Regions from separate parts of the Mus musculus genome. Here region 2 is linked to region 1. The links are chromatin loops, found by intact Hi-C in ENCODE. Cell type or tissue: gastrocnemius. All regions are shown on one strand. Each heading gives the region's core, and the rest is flanking DNA. Links, peaks and the distances in the headings are about the cores only.

Region 1 (10,969 bases), core at 1,922-9,921:
CTTTAGCCATTAAGGGTCTTACAAAGATTTTTCAGTTTCCTCAATGCTTGTATGTGGACTTCTATTTCTTACCAAAATCTTTAAGAAATTTTAAAGTCTGATACTAAAACTAGTTAAACCTTTTCTTGACTATCCTAAATCTTGACAGTTTGGGTTAACCTTCAAGTTTTCAGGGCACAAAAGGTTGATATAGTCCACCAGGAATATGTTAAAACAGAGTAATTTTGTCTATGACAGAAATACTTCAATTTTTAACTAAATTTTAAAAAGCAAATATTTTTAACAAACATAAAAAGTGTTTTAGGTCAAATTCTAGTACAAATAATGTAATTTGCCAAATTTTCAATCAAATTTTTTAAGTCATTCAGAAAAAATGATTTCTTAACTATTACACAAGGCATATTATGCAATGGAAGAAGATGTAAGAAAACCTTTGTAGACACTAATCTGTAAATTGGGAAATTATTACTGTTCATTGAAAACGATGCCTTATGTTTATTCTTAAATTCATTTTAACTGTTTGTCATGTAATTTAATACCTAAAAAGGTTGCAGCTAAATTAATTACTACTATTTATAGGATGTTACCTCTTTGGGTAGATATATTTCACACCATGATTTTCAATTAAAAATTACCTGATCATTTTAATCACCATTTATGAATGACCGATTAGTAGCTGAATTGGCATAAGGATCCACAGAAGGAAAGTCTGACCATTGCTTATCGTGTAATTCTACCCAGGCACACCAGGCCAGGAGTCTGGCAGACGCTCTACCCACTTGCGTTATATATTTCCACCTGAATTACTGAGCAACAAAAACAGGTATACAATGCCAGGCTTTCTCCTGTTTCATTTTTAAGGAGCAGCTTAACAATTGTTGGTTGGGGTTGGCTTGTTAGGACAACATAGAGAACAGAGGGTAAACTAAACAATGACACTTAACACCAAAGGTGGTACTCAGTTAGATCAGGAGAACAACAAGTTACCATTAACCTGTGTTATTTGCTTTGCTTTAGAGCACAAATCAAAGCCATTAACCTGAACTTGAGGTATATACACAATACATATTCAACTTGAAGCAAAATACTTTCCATAATATTACATTTTTAAAAACTGGAAACAGTATCTGTGCTGATTTGTATTTGATTCAATGTGAAGGGAACATTCAACTTGGGGCAGGGTGGGAGAGTCACGCTGAAACAAAGTTCTAAAGTTCAAATGTCTTCCTCTCCCTTTGTACTCGCCAAGCTCTGCCATGTCCTGAGAGGATTCATCATGAGAAAATACCAGTCACAGGCTTGGAAGGAATGAGAGCGCAAACGGGTGGTGACATTTCATCTTTGTTTTCAAATAAGTGGTCTTAATTTTCTTCTTATAGAAAACTCTTAAGTCAGTTTATTATAAATATATCTAAACCATTTTTTTGCAGCTTTCAGGAAAAGTCCAGCACTTTCTTTATACAGAGTCTGTGAGGAGGGGTCAGAAGAGATCATCTGATCTTCAGCCGTGACATCATCCATTCAAGTCCTTGGCATAACCTAAGAAGACGACAGAAATCATGTGATTCTATTAGGGACTAAAAAGTCACAGACTATCCACTGTAGGCACAGTCTTCAATAACCCAAAGGATAAAATAGGAGAGAAGGAGAGATCCCTGCAGGCACCGGAGAGCCAAAGGCTTTTGGTTCAGTTTTACCTTAAAGCTTAGATCAGTGCCTAACACACGCAGGGCACTCACATGACTAATGCCCAGAGAAAGCAAGTTTTTGTATGGCTATTCATCACAGCATCTTTAACAGGAAAAAGTGAAACCTGAATGTCTAGAATCAGCAAAACCCAACATATTTTAGAACATTCACATATATTTACCTTCCCTTTCAAAAATTACCTTTGACATAAAAATGCACATGACATGAAGTAAAAATAATGGGATATTATAATATACCTACTATATTAATAATCTAAACATATTAGAGTTCTTAACACAAAGTATACATATATTACAACTGTATTAAAAATATTTAAGGCAGTATATATTATTATTATTACTTTCTATTAGCTAGCAAGTACTGAACTAATTTGAAATATAGAAAAGGATTATCCTTGGAACAAGAGAAACCAAATGCCTAACAAGAGAGAAACAGTTATCAGTGATGTTACAATAAGCCCCAAGCCCTTCTGAATATTACTGTCTATGATGAACATGTAGATATAAAAGCCTGCCACAGTGACTGTTTAAAGTTCACTTTTTTATTATTTACGAGTATGTGTGTCTATATGAACACATGTGTGCAGGTGCCCACAGAAGCAAAAAAGGAATGCAGAAAACAACGCAAAAAAAAAAAAAATGACTTCCAACTGTTAAATGTACAGAAGTCGACCACTAATAAACCACAAACTGCACTAAGCAATTATTCTTATCTTTGCAATAGTCAGGTCACAACCCTTCCCATATACACAAGAAATCCAGGCCTAGCAAGTTCAGCAAACAGCAGGAGAGGGGTCAAGAGAGGCCTCTTGACATCACAGCCACAGTCTTCAACCCATGAATCACAGTGCTTGCCAAAGGAAAACCAAAGTTTTGGTCTAGTTCAGGGATTTGATGCGAATGGTTCATAGTCACTTAGACTTGGTTTTCAAAGGGAGAACATTTCTGTCACAGAACCTAATTCATCCTTTGGTTCTCTTTCCCACACTGATGAAAATATCAAGAACTTCCGCCCTGAACTCAAGACTCTCAAGTTTCTTTCCACTGCTTCTGAATAGATAGTCATACCTCTGAAAAGTAGAAAAAAAAATTACTCTTCCTTTGAGCTTTACACCCTATTTCCAACTTCCTCTATTTCATCTTTCTTTTCCTGCTGAAATCAAGAGTTTATAGCTGGGCTGAAGAGATGGCTCAGAAGTTAAGAACTTTCACTAATCTTTTGAGGACCCAGGTTTGGTTCCCAGTATCCACACAATAGCTTACAACTGCCTATACTGTAACTCAAGTTCTGGTGTGTGTGTGTATGTGTGTGTGTGTGTGTGTGTGTATGTGTGTATGTGTGTGTGTGTGTTTGTGTGCTGGTGTCCAACATCCTCTTCTGATCTCTGTGGATTCCTGCATGAACATGGCACACATACACACATTCAGGCATAAACACATAATGTAAGTAATTGTTAAAAAGGACTTTATAGCTGCTATCCTAAAATATATTTCTTCTTTAACTACCACTGACTTCTGTGCACTTTCCCAATACACAAACTGAGCTCACTCATTCACTGTTACATTTAACAGTACTTTTTCCATCTTTGTGGCCCTTGACCAGCCATTTGACTAAGTTCGCCTCTACTTCTTTCTTAACTACTTTCAGCTCTGGGCAAAAGACCTAGTGACATCATACTGTCTTACCCTTGACTGCAGAAGCAAGGACTCTCATGTCATGCATGGTCCACTTTTACTTCTAATCCCCATGGGGAGGGATGGGGATTCAACCCATTGTCCGGAGCACAGAAGTAGGCACACTATTCTTCGCTATTTATTTTTGGACAGCATAATTTCCATTTGACAACACTGTTGGCTATCTGCTAGTTTTACACATAAATCCTTTTATTTTAGCTTTGCTGTGCGTAAAGTGTGGACTAGTCTGTGGAGCTGCTGTGAGGACTAAGACAGACACGGCATGGAAAGGACGCTAGGGAGGACATCTTGACAAGCTTTGTTTAGTTCCTAAGTCAGTAGCTAATAGCACTTGCTGTTCTTGCAGAGGACCTAGATTCAACTCCCAGCACCAAAATGGTGGCTCAGAATTGCCTGTAACTCCAGTCTTAGCAGAGCTAGAGCCTCCTGGATTGGCCTCTGTGGGCACAGCATGTATGTGGCTAGACATTTACTCAGATAACATACGTATACACATAGAATATTTTTCAAAAGGTAACAAGTATTATCTGGCCTTTCCAGATCTGTTATACTCTCATTTCTCTAAGCTTCTACAGCAACTGTATGGTACTAATGAGACAACATCTTACCCCTCGCCAGTAAGAGCGCAACATGCTTGAATATGCCACTGGTGGTCTTTTATAGAAGTAAGCTTCAAAAACTGGGAGATTTCTGCTACTGTCATGCATTCTTTAACATCTTGTTTATTAGCAAAAATCAGCAACCCAGCTTTTCTTAGGTCCTGTAAAAACAAATAAAACTTTGAAGGTTAGTACACGTCCCCACAGATTTTTCAACTTGGCTAGCTATTTTTTGTAATTTTAATAAACTAGACTATCTTTTAATTAAAATTGTTTTATTTTCACAGGTAGTACAATGTAAACAGTCTACATCATCTCGAGTTTCACAGACTGACAGAAATAAACACTGACTATATTTTAAATAAATCCTTGTATGGGCTTACATTCTTCTCAGTTGTGTAAGTGCGTGAGGGGTTGTAGTCTATGCACTGCATGTACAGATATGTGTGGAGGCAGGAGGTCAGCACTGAATCTCTCCCTGACCACGGAGCCCACTGATTTCTCTGATGTGGCTGCCCACTGCGCCCAGGAACCCTGCCCCCCTGCCCGGCACTGAATGACAGGTGTATGCTCTGTGCGCTTTTGTACATGGGTGTGTGCTGGGATCAGCCTCATTTACATGCTTGAGCAGAAAACACTTTGTCAGCTGAGCTATCTGCAAGACCCTCAGCACCAACTGTTTAGTCTTAAATGATATGCTTTATGGTTCTAAGAGCTTATACCTCATCATATTTTCAAGTAAAATTATCTACTATACCAATTAAAGCACAAAGAGCAAAAACTTCAATAGCTACTGAGCCATCCTTGACTACTGTACCAAAACCGTGACCTCAGTTACGCTTCCACATCACATTTCAGCTTGAGTACTATTAGCTACTGTGTGCTGGAAGACATATAAGTCGTCGATGGTTTTTGAGGTCACGCTACGCAGCACAGGCTGAACTTGAACTCTGGAGTGCTCGAATGTCAAGTGTACACTATCACTCACAGCTTACAATACTCCAGTTAGAGGGCTATCTACTCTCTGGACAATTTGGGACAGTCTTATCTCAACATTTTGCCAGTGGTTTTTCTGTATGCATTATCCCTTTTCCTCCAATCTCCTAAGCAAACCATTCATAACCAGGATTTCATAAGAGAATGAAATTCTTCAGAAAATGACCATACTGCAAGTTTCCAACTATATGTGCAGTTGGTATCCTCTCAACACACAAGAAAGAAATGAATCTATGACATCCCACATTGGGCTAAATTCTCAGTTTGGAAACACTCTGTGTGTGTACATATGTGTGTATGTACACTCCTGCATGATACAGTCACATACTGGGCCAAGGAGCCACAAAGAATGAAACTGAATTCATGAATTAAAACTCCCATAAAATTCTGTCCTTACCCAGAGAGACCCTGGAAAAATGTAACTACACAGAGATGCTGAATGCTTTGTTTCTTCTTCTAGAACTAGTTAGTTTTTTGAGACAGGGTCTAACAATTTAGCTTTGGGTGTCCTACAACTTGCTACACAAACTACACTGGCATCAGACTTAGAGATCCCTCTGCCTCTGTTTCCTGTGCTGGGATTATAGGCCTATACCCATTTTAAAGGACCATTTCAGCATTAATACTTTGTTAATGTGCTTAAAGACACTATATGCAGTGGACACAAAATGATGCTGTTCCACATAGATTACTCTTATACATCAGGGCCTTGATTCTTTCTGGTTAAGAATATAAGCTTCCATTTGGTTAGTGTTTTGCAGTGTTTTACGCACAATCAAGAATGACTTAGAGTGCCCTCTGCAGGATCATGTAAGAATAGACAAGAACACAGGTAGATGGGTAACAGTTTTAAGACTTCATAATCAATTAGTTTCAGACATAGTTTGGCCTGAAAAAAAAAAATCTAAAACTTAAATGAAAATTGAAGAGCTAGATCATGAATTGAACAAACACAGGAATTATTTAAGATTGTGTTGTCTTAAATGAAAATGGACTATTATTGAAAGGTGGTATGTGGCTGAGTTAGTAAGTGGATAGACTTTCCATGGGATTTAATTTCTATCTTAACATCTAGAGGTTTCAATATCTCTAGTAGAATAGGTTGAACTCTTTTATACAAGTCAGATTTGCTAATGATGGCACATTCAAAATACAAAATTCTGATGTAAGTATTTGGCTTAAGTTAGGAATATACACTGTACCATTTGTAAATAATTTAAACCTATCATTTGTAGTAATAAAATACAGAAAAGCCCCTAAACTGGGACTATAAAAATCAACTGTTGCTAACAGTCTCATATTAGAGAGATGGCTCTGAAGGTCAAGCATCTGCTGTGTTAGCATGCATGAATATCAGAATTCCGAACTCCAGAACTCAGTAAAAGCAATGGACATGTGGCTTGCCTCTAATCGTAGTGTGTGCAGGAGGTGGAGATGAGGACTCCCGAGAGAAAGTTGCAAAGCCAGGCATGCCAAAACAGAGCTCCAAGTTCAGCTAGTGACTGCCTCCATATATGGTAGAGGTGAATCTATGAAGACACCCAACATCAACGATGGGCCTCCATAGCACGTGAACACACAGGCAGACCACACCAAACACAACAATAAAAATAAATAAATAGAAAGGGTCTTTAAACTAAAACTGTAATTTTTTTTTCTAGGTCTCAAAACCCACACTTTCTTTGGGGTTCTTTGTAAAAATCTCATAGATCTCAGACTGGCATTAATGAAGTTCTTAATTATTGAAAATAATAATAGCAACAACAACAACAAACAGCAACCCTAAAATGGTATTTTACCTGAATAGAGAATCTGCTTGTTATTATATAACCTCAAGACCAAACACAATATTATGACAGTAACAGAAAGCATATTGGATTAAAGGCTATTTATTAAATTAAATTTGTAAGCTATGAAAATTTAATGTAAACAATGGTAACCTTTGGTTCACAAGCTAATTTAAATGTTCTCTACTATACAAATTACACATATAAAAAATGTAAAATATCCAGGTCTGGTAGTACAGGCCCATAATCTCACAACTGCCTGGGAAGCTGAAACACGCTGACTACACCTATATGGCCAGTCTGAGCCGCTTAATGAAACCCCAGCAAAAATACACACGATTTTTAAAGCTGGGGAGATAGCTCATCGGCAGAGTGCTTGACAGGAATGTGGGATGTCCTGTGTCCAATGGCTAGCACAGAGAAAGAAAAGTGTCTGATGTATCTGTCAGTGTAGTCAGGCAAACAGCAGCAAACGTAGACATCTGCTTATCTGCCGTAAGCCAATACTGTCTCTTCGTTCATAAAGCTTCACTTGTGAAGACAACTTCTACAACTTGAGTCATTCTGAAGAAAATTTTTGATTTTGATGTCTGAAACCATTTTAAAGTTAAGTATATTCAAAGTTTAATATTTCTTTTAAGATGAAGTCTTGAGAAGGGTTTTTTAAAAATTGTAGTTTCATGTTTGGAACACACTAAAGAGTAATTATCAATGCTGGTTGATTAAGACCGTGCTGCTTCCAGGCAGTTGTGGTAGGCAGCACTTGGGAGGTACAGGAAGAAGATCTCCAAGGCAGAGGTAGTTTGTTCTCTGAGGTCAAGGCCAGCCTGGGATACACAGAGAAACCCTGTGCTGTGTATTGCTTTATGGTAGCTCTGAAGCACCTGTGCCTAACTGCATTTTTCACTCAGTGCCTCTCTCCAGTGCTCTCCCTGCTTGCCGACTCTGCTCCAACCAACCAGGCAGCTTGCTGTGGGTCCCAGAACCATCATTAAGGCTTTTTTTCAGCTCTCTTCTTGGTTTCCTTTCACTTTCCAGCCAGCCTTGTACTTTATTTTTCTCCTTTTTATCTTCTCCTGGCAATGAGTATAAGTACAATGCTTGTACATATAATAAAAGGTTATATGCAACTCCTGTCTCTTTAAAAAGTGGTTAGTCACATAAACTTTCTAGGTCTTGGTGTAACAGATAAAGGAATGGGAAGCAGCCAGTTTAGGGTCCCCAAGCAGAAAGTAACTTCAAACACTGAGCTGCCAATTATTAGTGAGCAATCAAACAGTGAGGTTTCCTGCTAAAGTTAACATATATATGGTGCTAGAGAATTAGCTTAATTACATTTGGATCCTCAGGCAGCAGGAAGAGAAAGTAATACTGGGCCTGGCATTAGTATTTAAAACCAAAGCCTATCCCCAGTGAGACACTTTCTCCAGCAAGGCCACACCATCTAATGGTGTCACTCCCTATAAGCCTGGGGTGGAGTGGGGCCATTCAAATCACAATCACTAAAAGAAAAATGTACACTTAATTTACAAACCCCACTTTTTATTAGGTTCCCTAACCTTTTAATAGTTTATCTGAAACAATAAAATCTGTAAAGCAATACCTAAAAGAAATCACTGAATCAATAGTAACATACAACTTTATGATAAGTATCCCAGTTTTCTTAGGCTTTACCAAATTCTACTGAAATAAGAAGTATACTCTATATATCTATTGAGTGGCAATTTCCTTCCAAGTGAATACTGTATCCTGGAAGGAGACCTTAAGTTTCAAGAAAACAACAACAACAACAACAACAACAACAACAACTCCCAAGTCACAGGAAGCTCCTGAAACTTACAAGGCACAACAAAGCTTCCTCTCCAAAGTTATATGACAGTTAAGGGCTACTGGGGAGAAGAGACTCTGGATCATCAGAACAGTTTGAAAGTTGCAAACAGCTTAGCAAGAATGCTGTTTTCATGAGGAAGTCAATCAGCATAGTATGGGCTTTGGGGTCAATTGCCTTCATGTCAGCTGTGTAATCCCTTACCCATACTCCTGTAAGTAAGTCAATAAATTCATTGTGCAAACTTTGGTACAATAGTTGGTACCCTACTGTTGCTAAGCCCTATGGTGGGACATGATCTTTGAGGTTAGAGAGGTTTCAGTGAATATAAATGAAGGAGATTGGCATGTAGACTAGGTTTGTAAAATGGTAAATAAGTCAAGAGGGAATGAGAGAAGGCCAAAGCTGGTCTCTAGGCTACTTTAAGACAAATGTGGTAATATTTCTGTAGGGCTCGAATTCCCAGAAAAACAACAGAAGCCAAATGTTGTGCTATTAAGCTTCTAGAAGGAAAAAACAAACAAACAAACAAACAAAAACAAACAAACAAAAAAAGCCCAGCAGATTATAGAAGACTTAAATGATAAAAGGACCAAGTGATAAGCTTGCCGTGGGATAGTCAATTATAGATAGCTCCAGTGTATATATGAAAAAGCATACTGGGAGTGGAGACTGCCCAGCCTGGGATCTTTTCATTTGGCTGATATAAAAGCAAAGGCACAACAATGGCCTAGAATATGTCAGAACCAAGAAGCTGACTCCAGTGCTAGACATAGCAGGCAAGTATGGCTCTGCTCCCAAACTGGGCATGAGTCAAGTTGAGCAGTGCAGGCCAGTCTAGTTAAGACAGTTGGTATTAAAAGAAATACGGAGGAGCCTTGAAGTAGCACAATAACACAGGGCAAGAACGTAGGATAGCTCATGGTAAATGTTATGGAACAAATGTTTCCCATTCAGATATGCTGTTCACAACACTGCTGTTATAACAACAAAACTGGCAGGTATGGTGAGATCTTTTGTGCTGTACTGCATCTGTTAATGTTTCTTTTTTAGTATCCCTTAGGTCTTTAAACTATATGACAAAGCTCAATTCCCACTGATGTTCTCTACTTCTTAAATCTGGGTGCCATGTGATCAGCCAGCCTCCTGTTCCTGCCTGCTGCTGTGTTTTTCTCACCATGACTGACTATATCCTTCTGGAATTATATGCTGAAACAAATCTATTCTGTCTTAAGTTGCTTTTGTCAGAGTAATTTTATTACACGAACAGGAAAAGAAACCAGGACACTATGTGAGTTGGGTAGGCACTTCTAAGTTGTTGGCAAAAATGCCACTATTAGAGGTAAGCAACCTCTCAATGACTTGTCAGCTAGGGAGAGCCTGAAGGTCACAAACTATAAAGGTATGCCACTGCTCTTTGTTGCATGCCACAACTGGTAGAGTCCATACTGCTGAAGACAATGCATGCTTTGGCTACAGGCTATGGAGTATCAGGCATTGCTAATCCCTTCCTAGTGGATGGTTTTCATAGAAGGTACCTTGTGGGCTATTAGGGGAAGAACTGTCATCAGCAATCTATGGATCCTATGGACTACAGTTCTATCATGCAAAAAAAAAAAAGAAAAGAAAAAAAAAGTGTGACTACTGGTACAACAGTGGCATGACTTTTATGGGTACAGCCTGGTTTTTACAACTGAATTTAAGGACTAGTCTATAGGACATAACTCACTAGTGCTATAAACCAGACAAAAGCGCCGATGGCAAAGGCGGCCACAAGCCTCAGAAAGGAGGCCAATGCTACAGTTTTCTTAAATGAATGCAATATGCTTGTCAAATTGCTTGCCTTTTAAATGCTTCTCATATTCCTAGATTACAGTTTTCTGTCATCCTCAATAAGCTTTGGGGGAAATTTCTTTTGCCACAGGGAATGTACTGTAAAGACCAAAGCCTCTAGCTGTGTGTGGTGGTCCATAATGCAGGTACTTGGAGGCAGAGGCAAATGGATCTCTGTGAGTTTGAGTCCAGCCAAGCAAACACTCTACCAGTATGCATATACACACTTATTTAAATTTTGAATACTGTGACTAGTAGTATTTTGAAGGACTTATAATTAATTATAAGCCAGTCATATAATTTCATTTGGTAAAAGGGATTTTAAAAAATGATGGAAAAAAAACCCCTATGAGCAAGTAGGTTTAAATATTAGTCTGATGACAAAAACACTCAAGAACTATTATATGCACAGGTACTTATGATGTGCCTGTCAAATGATAATCCTCTGTATGAATTATCTGCCCAAAATGTAAAAAGAGAGCTACCTGGCAGAAATTCTTTTGCCCAATGAAATCTCTAAAT
Region 2 (10,969 bases), core at 1,660-9,659, 80 kb before region 1:
ATATTCTTATTTATGTTAGAAAATAAACTGGCTCATTCCAAGACCACAATTATCTTATACCTGGTCTAAATGTCTCTTAATAGTATCAACTTACAGGAGCCTGATATAGCTGTCTCCTGAGAGGCTTTGCCAGTGCCTGACAAATACAGAAGTGGATGCTCACAGCCATCTATTGGATGGAGAACAGGGTCCCCAGTGAAGGAGCTTGAGAAAGAACCCAGGGAGCTGAAGGGGTTTGCAGTCCCATAGGAGGAACAATATGAACTAACCAGCATCCCCAGAGCTCTCTGGGACTAAACCACCAACCATAGAAAACACATGGTGGGACTCATGGCTGCATATGCAGCAGAGGATGGCCTTGCTGGTCATCAATGGGGGTGAGAGGCCCTTGGTCCTGTGAAGGTTCTGTGCTCCAGTATAGGGGAATGCCAGGAAGGCAGGAATGGGTGGGTTAGTGAGAAGGGGGAGCGGGAGGGGATAGGAGGTTTCAGAGGGGAAACCAGGAAAGGGGATAACATTTGAAATGTAAGTTAAGAAAAATATCTAAAATAAATAAATAAATAGTATTAACTTAGTACAGTTAACTGAGATATAAAAGACTTATCTTTAAAAAAAAAAAAGTAGATGATAGGTATACATCCCCCTGCTTAATTTAAGTACATAAAAACTTTATTTTAGGTAAAGGGAAAGTGGAATTTTCCATGACTTCTAAGTCCTTAGGGAGAGTAGCATTCAAACAGGAGAGATGCTTATCAAGTGTGACAACTCGTCAAAAAGTTCCTCAGAGGGCTGGTGAGATGGCTCAGTGATTAAGAACACTTCCGAAGATCCCAAGTTCACCGAGTTCAAATCCCAGCAACCACATGGTGGCTCACAACCATCCGTAAGAAATCTGATGCCCTCTTCTGGGGTGTCCTAAGACAGCTACAGTGTACTTACATATAATAAATAAATCTTTAAAAAAAAAAGTTCCTGAGAAATCAGATCACCAAATCTCTTTTTTTCAGAAACAATGCTCAGAGTTCTGGCTGGTTAGAATTCTGTGCTCCAGATCAGTTTAAAGACATTCTTAATCCAAACATGGTAAGTAGTATTTAATAAGATGCATAAATAAGGTAGAGAGAGAACAAGAGTGACTAATATAAGGCCCCGGCTTGAAGGCTACGTGCCCACATGGGAATATGTTCTGTAGACAACAGCTCTGAGCTAGAGACTGTAAAGCTCATGTTGCTAACAATAGTATTAATAGCCATACTAGTAATATGATACTTGGTGCATACTTGGTCAGCAATAAAAATAAAGCTGTCTCCTAACTGCAGAGTCAGAGTGGACATTTTTAGTTCATTCTTGTAAGTTCTTTTTTGTTTTCATTTTTGCGATATCTCAAAGGCACAGCCAACTTTAAGTGGTATGGAAACATTTCTTAGTCATTGTTTTGTGGAAAAGAGAGGTGTGCAGACCGGGTCTTCTTGGACAACTCTCCCTGTGCCTACATGACATGGCATTTTCAGACTCCCCTTCAGCCTCTCTGTCCCCTCGTCTTGTGCTGGCTCCTTTCTAGGTGTCCTGCAGTTGAGTGTTCTCCAGGACTCTGTCCTTGACTTATTTTGCTGCTTCCCTCCTAAGGTTCTTGTCTTCAGCTATCACATTTACCCTGATGACTTTTAAACATTAAGTTCTTATCCTGATCTCATGTCTATGAGGATTTCATAGCCTCAACATCTACTTTATCCATAGAATGCCTCGATCCAAACACTTTCCCTGTCGTTTTATGTCTGTTTCTTTCTCCATAATACATATGTCTAAGTACATGTGTTATGTGGTAATAACTTTCCCATGGCTTCGTTCTCTCCTTTGTCTCCAATATCTACTGTCATTAACACTTAATATTTATTATCTTATGGTTCCTTTCTTTCCCTTTGCTACATCTGCACTGCCAAATTAGAGTTCTATGAATAGTCACAAGTTTGAGTTTTCTTTTGGTCTATCACGAGTTTCTTCAGACTCTTCTTTCATTGGCCTCTTGTCGTCACTTGCACCTCATGTTGACTTATTGCCCAGACTTGTACACCAGTTTGATTCCTAAGGTCCTGCTCTAGCAATTTAATAAGAACCCTACAAATGAGGCACCCACTTTTATCGTTCTCTAACATCCGAGACTCATGTGGCCCTTTCCCGTTGATTAAGTGGTTCCTGAGCCTGAAATGTCTTTCTTCATCATCACCCAGATTTCCATCATTTCTTCTGTGTGACCTTTCTCATAGCAACGAGCAGACATTTCTGGTCTTTTTATTTTTATTTGACATATAATACTTTTATCCTGCCAGTATGATATTTTAAAGGAAAAGGATGAACTTTCTTGTTCTGCTATAAATTCATATACAATAAACTTTCAATACATAGCTATTTATTACTTGATAAGGACCTGTATTATGAACAAGGCTTGGCTTGGACTTAAGAGCATTTATCTCATGTCCTCTGAGATTCCTTGTCCAGGGACAGGCTAGCCCTTGACACTGTGACAAGAAAACAGGACATCAAACAGCTTCCTTCTGAACAGGCAGACGGTAATCCATTTCCAACCACTGTTACTGTTACCTACGGCACGGTATGAAATGCCTGCAGTGGGGACAGGGAGCCAGGAGCTCATTCAGAGAGAAGACGTTCTGCCTGTCACTCTCCATTGGGAACCCAGCATAATTGCTTCAGGTTTCCCCAGTCATTCCTGCTCTGTGTTGTAAGCACCCAAGTTGATGTTCTGCTATCCACTTGCTATTGGCTATTTGTTCATTTACCTTTCTTTTTTTTTTTTTTTTTTTTTTTTTTTTTTTTTTTTTTTTGCTATACAATCCATTCACTCACTTGAATTAAAAACCATAGATACCATTATAAGTTTTTCATCAGCCAGAATATGACCTCATCACAAAATTGTGAATTTGTGAGATACAAACCCAAAATTTTTATCCTAAAAGAGAAGCAGGAAGTGCATATATTTTAAAATGGGTACAGTGTGTTAGGTGGCTTCAAAGTTCCATTTTGATCTCTTTCCTAACCTGCCCTATGGAAGTATACATTGATATGAGTTGAATTTTAATCAAAAGTTGGGTCAAAACAAATCCATTAAAATTTGCAGGTCAAAGCAAAGAAAGGCAGCAAACATTAGACCTCGGAGTTAAAGACATCATAAAATGGCGATGTTGATTCATCCGGGATCCTAGCATTAACTGGAAGTAAATCTTGTGTAAGTCTCACTGCTTTGTTAAGTCTACATTGAGTTCCTCTGGATGACAACTGAATACCAGGTAACAGGCCATTTCATAAGATAGTTCTCTGCCAAAGCCTGGATCTTTTGTAAGTCTAGAAGACTTCCAGTAAACCCAAGAAGGAAAACAAAACAAAGCAAAAACCTCAAAACAAGGGTATGGGACTCTGCCATGGTTGGTTCCAGGGCTGAAGATTTTAAGGTCTTTTAAAGTTCCTCTAGTACACTGTTTTCAAGACCTAGGACATAAAATCCTGGCAAGTGGCCTGCTGATTTTTTTTTTTTTTACTAACTCTGAAAATAGCCCCTACACAAAGCATTTCCAGGCTCTCTCTCTCAGTGGGATAAACTGTGCAAGCAGGTTTCAAGCATCCCCAGGCAGTAGAGAGAAACATCCCATTCAGGCGATGGCGGATGGTAGGACAGAGATAAATGCTCTGAAGTGACCATGTTCCCTTAGTACATTTTCAAAGGGAGGGATGTGACTCCAATGGCTGTTTTTAAAAAATGCCACTCCTCAATCACCACAGAATAGCTTTGGCCGAGCCAAGGGAGAAAATGATATATGGTTTGGTGGGAAGAACATTATTAGTCTTGGGGTCTAAGTCTAGACTCTGCCACTACTGGTATGAGCTTAGGTTCCTCACATGAAGGAAGAAGGGGTTGGGTTAAATTATATCTAATATAAAGTATAAATTATTGCTGAGATAAATACACATAATATATTTTGACTGTAGATATAGTCCTCTGTAATAATGACTTTGGATCTTTCCTAAGGACTGAAAGACGTGGCCCAGGCTTTCCCGACCCCACATTCAGATGGTACCCAGTGTATTTCACTTACATCACTCAGTGCTTTCTGGGCCTGGGCTACCCTTCTCAGCTCCGGACTGTCATTATAGGGATAAAACAATGCCTTGTCTGCTTCCCAGTCTTCAGTGTACAGTTTCTAATCAGAGAAGAGCAAGAAGTGGTGAGAAAACAAGCAATACATGAAATATACCATTTGAACTGCATCGATGACATGAGGCACCAAGAGCAAGGTGAGAGCCGAGGTCAGGAAAAGTCACAGACAACCTCCCTCCTCCATTGGTCCACGTTATTTATTTTTGTTAGTAGCTTGTCCTACCTCTAAAAAGTCGTACTTTTAGATGCTGTCTACTATCTATGACTTTACCTGCCTCCTGCCTAAGGAACAGGGAAGTTCTATCATAAAACAAACTGCTAATTAGGGTGACAGCCAGGGATATCCAAAGAAAAACTGACAATCTAAACAAACAAAGAAACAAACCAACCACTGCTTGGTCAACTCCCTAATCAGTTCCCTGGTGCGTCTTGATTCTCTCCATGTTATGTTCCCACCCACACGTTGTTCAGGTTCTCCAGGGACTTTCAGCCACCCTGCCCAAGCATGATCCTCAACAGGGTCTGAGGGTCCTCCTGGTCAAGCCATAGTCCCACACAAGCCCTGAGGCTACTTGCAGAAACACAGAGAAGCTGTGCTCCAAGTTGTCAAAAGTTCAGCAGCTATGGCTTGAAGTGTGCAATGGGACATTAGACAGAGCTAGCCCTCCTCACCTTACTGAACATGGCTGTGTTCTTGACGGCTTGGACAAGTTCAGGGGCATCAGGGGGAAGCAGGTACTTATCCTTGGTGTCTTCCCAGTTCTGCTTGTATAAAACCTAGAGAGAGAACAGATGGACAACGATGGCTTGACAGAGCAGTGAAGTTGGCTGCACACAACTAGGAAAGTGTTGACCATGCTAACATCCTAGTATTCCTTCTCAGCATCAGTAAATTTTTGCTAAACAACAACAACAACAACAACACCTTCTGATTCTGATTTTCAATTTCTTTCAAAGATTGTGATAAGCTAATTAATACAGCTTTCTTTTGACTTACATGATAGTCTAGAACCCTTTAATTAGCTGCCCACATTTGAGCTTGGAAATTTCTCATAAAACTTTTGCTTTCTAAACCCCTTTAAAAACAAACAAGATGGCCTGATTTTGTTTTAAAGGGAAATGGAGGAGTGGATCTGGGCTGGGGATTGGGAGAAGTGGAGAGAGAGGAGATTGTAGTCAGGATGTAATATATGAGAGAATAATTTTTAAAATTAATTAATTAATGAAAAAGGAATACTCACAAAAGAATAATGAAAAAGAGAAAGAAAATTTCTGATTTTCAATGGCAACAACTGATAACTTACAAATCTATTTCAAAGTTTAAACAGCAAATAAGATCTTGGCTTTTATCTTGCAGTAAATAAATAAATAAACAAACAAATAGACAAGATATCAGGACTGTACTTTTGCAGCATCCTGCCCCCTCCCCCAACAGAGTAGCAAATGCCTTTTCAGGCAAGTCAAGAAATCTTCAATCCATCCCCAGCAAGCTACAGGCCACTTCAGTCCTCTGTGAAGCCTGCTATTCCATGTAAACATCCCGCTCACATAATCTGTGAGCAGGATTATGGCACTCAATCCACACAGAAATGGACCCTACGCATGCTGTTGACTATCCCAGGGCCACTCATCAACATGACCTTACCTTGCTGACTTGCTGCGACACTTTCTTAGCATGTTCAATGTCTTTTGCTTTTTCATCCACATGACAGATAGTTTTAGCAACATCTCCATCCATTCGATACTTAACCTGCAGAAACAACACATGACTGAACTTCACAACCAGCATGGACATACATCTAAGGCTCTTATAAGCCAAAGACTGTATGCTTGCATCACAAAGCAAAGAAGCCTGAATTTTAGCTAGGAAGATCCACAGAGAACCTCCTTTACTTGAGGAATGAAGCCCACCTCACTGAGTTGATCCTGGACTTTCTTGATTCTGCGAAGTTCTGGAGTATCACTTGTGATGGCGTATGGCTGTCCCTTTGCTTTCTCATAGTTCTCTTTGTATTTATTCTGAAAAGAATACTAGATATTAGCCTGGAACGGGACCAGACAGCAGCAGAAAGTTCAGGCAGCACACACATCCTCATCTGATTTTTTAAAAAAATCCTTTAAGGAATAACAATTATCAGTTGCAACAGCTTTCATTCTGTCCCATACCCTCTCAGCAAAAACTAAAATAGATTTGTAAATTGTTCCTCCAAAACAGGATAGGATCCTGGAGTGTTGTTACAGACAATTGTCTTGGATATGCTCGAAAATAATTCTCTTGATTTTTTTTTTTAGGTTGCACACATATACAAAAGCCTGAATATAGATTATTCAAGAAAATGACTTGGGCCTGAAAAGACTTAATTGCTGATACAACGCAGACAGACTTTAGAAGCTGCAGCTGAACCGCAGTGGTTACAAAGCCATGGTGCCAGCTGAATTAATGGGAAGCCCAAATTATGGACTATTTTATAATGATATGCAAAGTTATTATTTCTGCTAGCTATTCAGTGAATCCTTGCTTTAGTAATAATATGCATCGTTTATAACTATCAAGGCCCTCAAAGAATATTCTTGAATAGTCAACAATTTAAATTACACTGACTATTTAGACATCAGCCACTGGCAGTCTGTGGTGTGGGTGTGTGTGTGTGGGGGGGTGCCAGCACTCCACTCAGAATATCAGAAATTCCAGGTTCCTAAAGTCCAAATTAGTGAGATTATATGGCAATAAATTAATGAGATAATTTTGTCTTTATTGAACACTGTAGAGAGAAGGAAGCAAGAAGGTCTTGTTTAGAATCCTTCAAAGATCCAAATTAGAAATTTACTTCATAATCTCCAGGAATTAATACAACCAAAATCGAATCTTTAGAGGCCAGTCACACATGGAAACTTTAGGTCTTGGTTTTGGTCCCACATAACATGATGTCCCCCTGAACAGCACATCTCTCCAAGCATCTAGACCACATAGAATCAAGCTCCCTAGAGAGATCTTAGCCTGACATGGAAATCAACAAATCAGATCTACTGAAATAGGTGTATCTCTGTCCTGGCAGGCACTGCCCATTACAGGACTGTGGTGGGACTGTAAGAAGCAGAGAACATTGACTCTTCAATCATCCTCATTCCAGGGTACATGTGAGGACACCTGGCAGCTTTGAAGACTCCTTTTGTACCAGATTGAGCCTCAGACATTAAGCAGGAATGCTCTGAGCACCAGTAGTTTTAAATCTTGTAGGCAAACTGGTTGTGCAGCTCTGCAGAAACCTCATGGTCCTGGGTTACCCTTAAATGCTCTGATCCTCACTTTCAAATGAGTTCAGTCTCATCTTGGTTTTCTGAATCACAAGTCCTTCTTGAAAACCATTTTATAATCATCCATGCCATTGGATACCCTACAAGGCTCTTGTACTCAGTTTATCTGTACAACTCAGCTTCTATGAACAGACTTCCAGTAAATAAGTAAAGAAATAAAATATTCGTGTTTCTGTTGCTCTGGATTGGCTATGCAACACGTGTTTTATAGTTAACTCCTGTGTCATCTTGTGGTAACAACAAGGGTTCATCCTGATGTTGCAGTGGCTTGGGTGAGCTACTCAACAATCCAGAGTCACCCATAAAAGGCACATTTCTACAAAACTGATCAGTAACTTCTCAGTCATACAACTGCATAGGAGGTGGTGCTTAACTTACTGAGCTGAAAAGATCCTGCATTTTCTGACTGTGTTGAATGTAGGGGGTCATGAACTTGGACGAGTCCACCTTCTTTCGGATGACCTTCTTCCGCTCCACCGGCTTTGCTGGTTGTGGCTGTGCCAGCGCTGGTGTGGCAGTTTCTGATTGGCCATAGTCCGATGTCCTTGTCGTTGTGGTCTCATAGACTTCTGTAATTGTCTGAAAATAAAACACGTGGCTATGAAGTAAAAACTAACACAGTGACCTTGGTGTATAATGTTCTAATTTCAGTCATTCTGACATCCCCGGTGCTCCTTTTCCATATACAAAACAAGCCAAAGCAGGAAAATGCGTATTATATTCATACATCCATATGAAGACACGTACCATGTATAGCCTAGATATTGACTAAGACATCACCTGTAACCTGTATTTTCAGAGATCTCATTAAATATCTTGAGGGAGTATTTTAAAAAAAATTAGAGAGTCTTAATCATGTCTTCTTAAGTGAGGGCTGAGGCTGTCGCTCAATGGTAGAGCCCTTGCTTAGCATGTACAAGATCCTATGTTCCACCTCCAGCATCGTCAACATAAAACAAAATAATAAGAATCGTTTCAAGTGGTTTAGATCAAGAAAAAGCAAAGGAGACCTGGAAATGAAAGGCTATTAAAAATAAAGCTTAAATTCTTGATCTTAACGTTTAAGTGGCTAAGAAAGACCAGTTGCAATTCCTATAGGCATTTCATCATTCTGTATATCATGGGGAAAACCCAAAACCTTACAAAATGAATCACATCAGGATTTGTATTATTCTCTCGACTTAGTTCATGAATCTGAACTAGACCGCCATTTCTGCCGGGGACCAGAACAATGGTGGCGACATAATGAACAAGTATCCTCTCAACAGTCTTAGCTAAGCAGTAGCTGGGAAGCCATTGTTTCTTACAGCAGGCTGTGACGGAAACGCTAAGATTCAAAGTTGGAATGTAGTTCAAGGTTAGGAGTAAGGGACGCAGGGGAAGACGGTGAGCCACAGAGGCTTCAAAGACCTGTGGAAGATCATGTCCTTCAAGACAAAGATCTCCAGTCCAAAGCAGAATTCTAGCACCAGCAAGAGGAAGAGAAATCTGATAAGGCGACTGTAAATCTGACAAGTCCCACTGTTAATTGGTTAAACTCTGCCTATTATTACTCAAGCATGCCTGGGCATGAGGAACCAATCAAACTTCCAAGGTCACGGGCTCTTGGCATAAGTGTCACAGTTTGCTGCTTTGATTAGTATGTGCCATGCTCAAGGAGAAACAACTCCATGCAGAAAGTAAAGTACGAGGCAGGGGGATTTCCAACTTGGGATTGTTGACAAGAAAATAAAAGCCTTTTCTTGGAATTCTCAGGAGCACCATCCCTGGTGGCAGAGACTTTACCCTGCAAGTTACAACTTTACGTAGTGAAACTGTGAGTCTGTGCCAATCACAAGTCCTAGGCATCCCTCGTGTGACAGTGTAGGAGAAAAGGGAGTCACTGGCATGGCCTTCATTCAAACGTATCTACGCACAAGTAAACCATGCCACATGCAGTAGGGAACCCTTTCTAGCCATCTGAGCTTAGCAGAGTATAAAAACATGTGAATTAGCCTATCAAATGTGGAGTGTGGACTTTTATTTTCTTTTATTTTTTTCAACTTTTGGGAATTGGTTTATTCCTTCTATCATTTGGCTCTCCAAGATTGAGGCCAGGTCATCAGGCTTGGCAGCAGGAACCTTTTTTTTTTTAATTTTTTTATTAGATATTTTCTTCATTTACATTTCACATACTATCCTGAAGGTCCCCTATATCCTCCCCCGCCCCCAATCATACTCCCCTACCCACCCACTCCCACTTCTTGGCCCTGGCATTCCCCTGTACTGGGGCATATAAAGTTAGCAATACCAAAGGGGCCTCTCTTTCCACTGATGGCTGACTAGGCCATCTTCTGCAGTACCAACTTCTGAGCACGGGAGAGTGAGCACCCTAAAGAGACTCCCTTTCGCCATCTTTCTGTCTCTGAGGGAAGAAAGAAGCTCTTCTCTAATGAGAATCGGTTCATGCAAGTGTGTGCTGAGTCTTACCTCTCCTGGCACCTCTTCGTAAACTGTCTCCTCTGTGTAGTACTGTAAACAGAGCACAAGAGTGTCTATGAGACAAGTAGAACAGCCAGCAGCCAGCCCTCCCCTGCTGCCACTGAACCTGTGAGGTTGCTCCCTGGCTGACTGGATGTGGAATATCTGCAGGGAGGAAGGAGGTAACGTCCTGTTCCTATTCTGGGATCTATTTTCACTTAGGAAGTTTGAGTAAAGCTAAAAATGCACACATCAGATCTAGCAAGAAGTTGCACACCGTCCAGCAAGATGAGGGGTCTGAGGTGCCTCTTAGTCACTGGAAGCTATTTTCCTGGGGCAAGAAACACTTGCCCCTTAGAATTTCTGTCCCAGTCTGCTTCCTGTTGCCGTGAGAAAACGCCACCACTAAAAGCAATTTAGGACAGAAAGGATTTACTTGGCTTACACGTCACATGACAGTTCCATCCAGGGAAGTCGGGGCAGGAACTCAATCCGGAGCAGAGGCAGGAGCCATGGAAGAACAACACTGCTTATTGGTTGCTCTCACTGATGCCCCCCAGACTGCTTGCTTTTACAAGTGAGGACCACCTGCCCAGGAATGGCCCTGTCCACAGTGGGCTAGGTCCTTCCACGGCAATCATTAATCAAAAATGCCCCACAGGCTTGCGTACTGACCAATCTGATAGAGGCAATTCCTCAGCTGAGGTTCCCTCTTCTCAGGTGGACAAAAACTAACCAGCACCATATCTAAGAGAATCTGCTTGGGAGAGGACTCAGGGTGTGGTGGGCATACAAAGGGAAGCTACTACAGGACTCACCGATACCGATTATAAAACAAAACACAAACCTACTGTGAGCAAATGTCTACTAATATTCACATCTGTTGTTCCCATCTCCCCTGGATTACTACGAGTGTCTTCTGGAGTGATGGCTGCCTCTTTTTCAATACAGTATAGCCTACATCCCACTCAGCACTTGCCTCCGCTGAAGCAGCAGGTGACTTCACTAGCTTAACTGGGGTAGAAT

The links. A loop is a pair of places that touch in the nucleus more often than their neighbours do. Peaks named below come from ENCODE experiments on the same cell type or tissue, not always from the same donor. Only the 100,000 strongest peaks of a DNase experiment are listed, where the experiment ranks them.
Region 2: it touches region 1 in a loop (4-fold over the local background); 7 of 42 quality-filtered maps call a loop at or near these places.

What each region holds. Positions count from the first base shown.
Region 1 is chr2:52,400,894-52,411,862 of GRCm38, forward strand. It overlaps Arl5a (ADP-ribosylation factor-like 5A), which reads right to left. Exons shown (of 6, transcript NM_182994.2): 5 at 4,013-4,164; 6 at 1-1,539. The coding sequence ends at 1,491. Among named protein-coding and RNA genes, the nearest start is that of Arl5a, 18 kb to the right of the region's middle. In gastrocnemius, for the core only: a CTCF peak has its summit at 5,797 (motif pointing left); no DNase peak of the experiment used is centred there.
Region 2 is chr2:52,320,857-52,331,825 of GRCm38, forward strand. Neb (nebulin) reads right to left here. Exons shown (of 157, transcript NM_010889.1): 4 at 9,953-9,994; 5 at 7,862-8,062; 6 at 6,080-6,187; 7 at 5,814-5,918; 8 at 4,841-4,945; 9 at 4,107-4,211. Among named protein-coding and RNA genes, the nearest start is that of Neb, 12 kb to the right of the region's middle. In gastrocnemius, for the core only: no CTCF peak of the experiment used is centred there; no DNase peak of the experiment used is centred there; H3K4me3 peaks cover 7,923 bases; H3K27ac peaks cover 6,046 bases.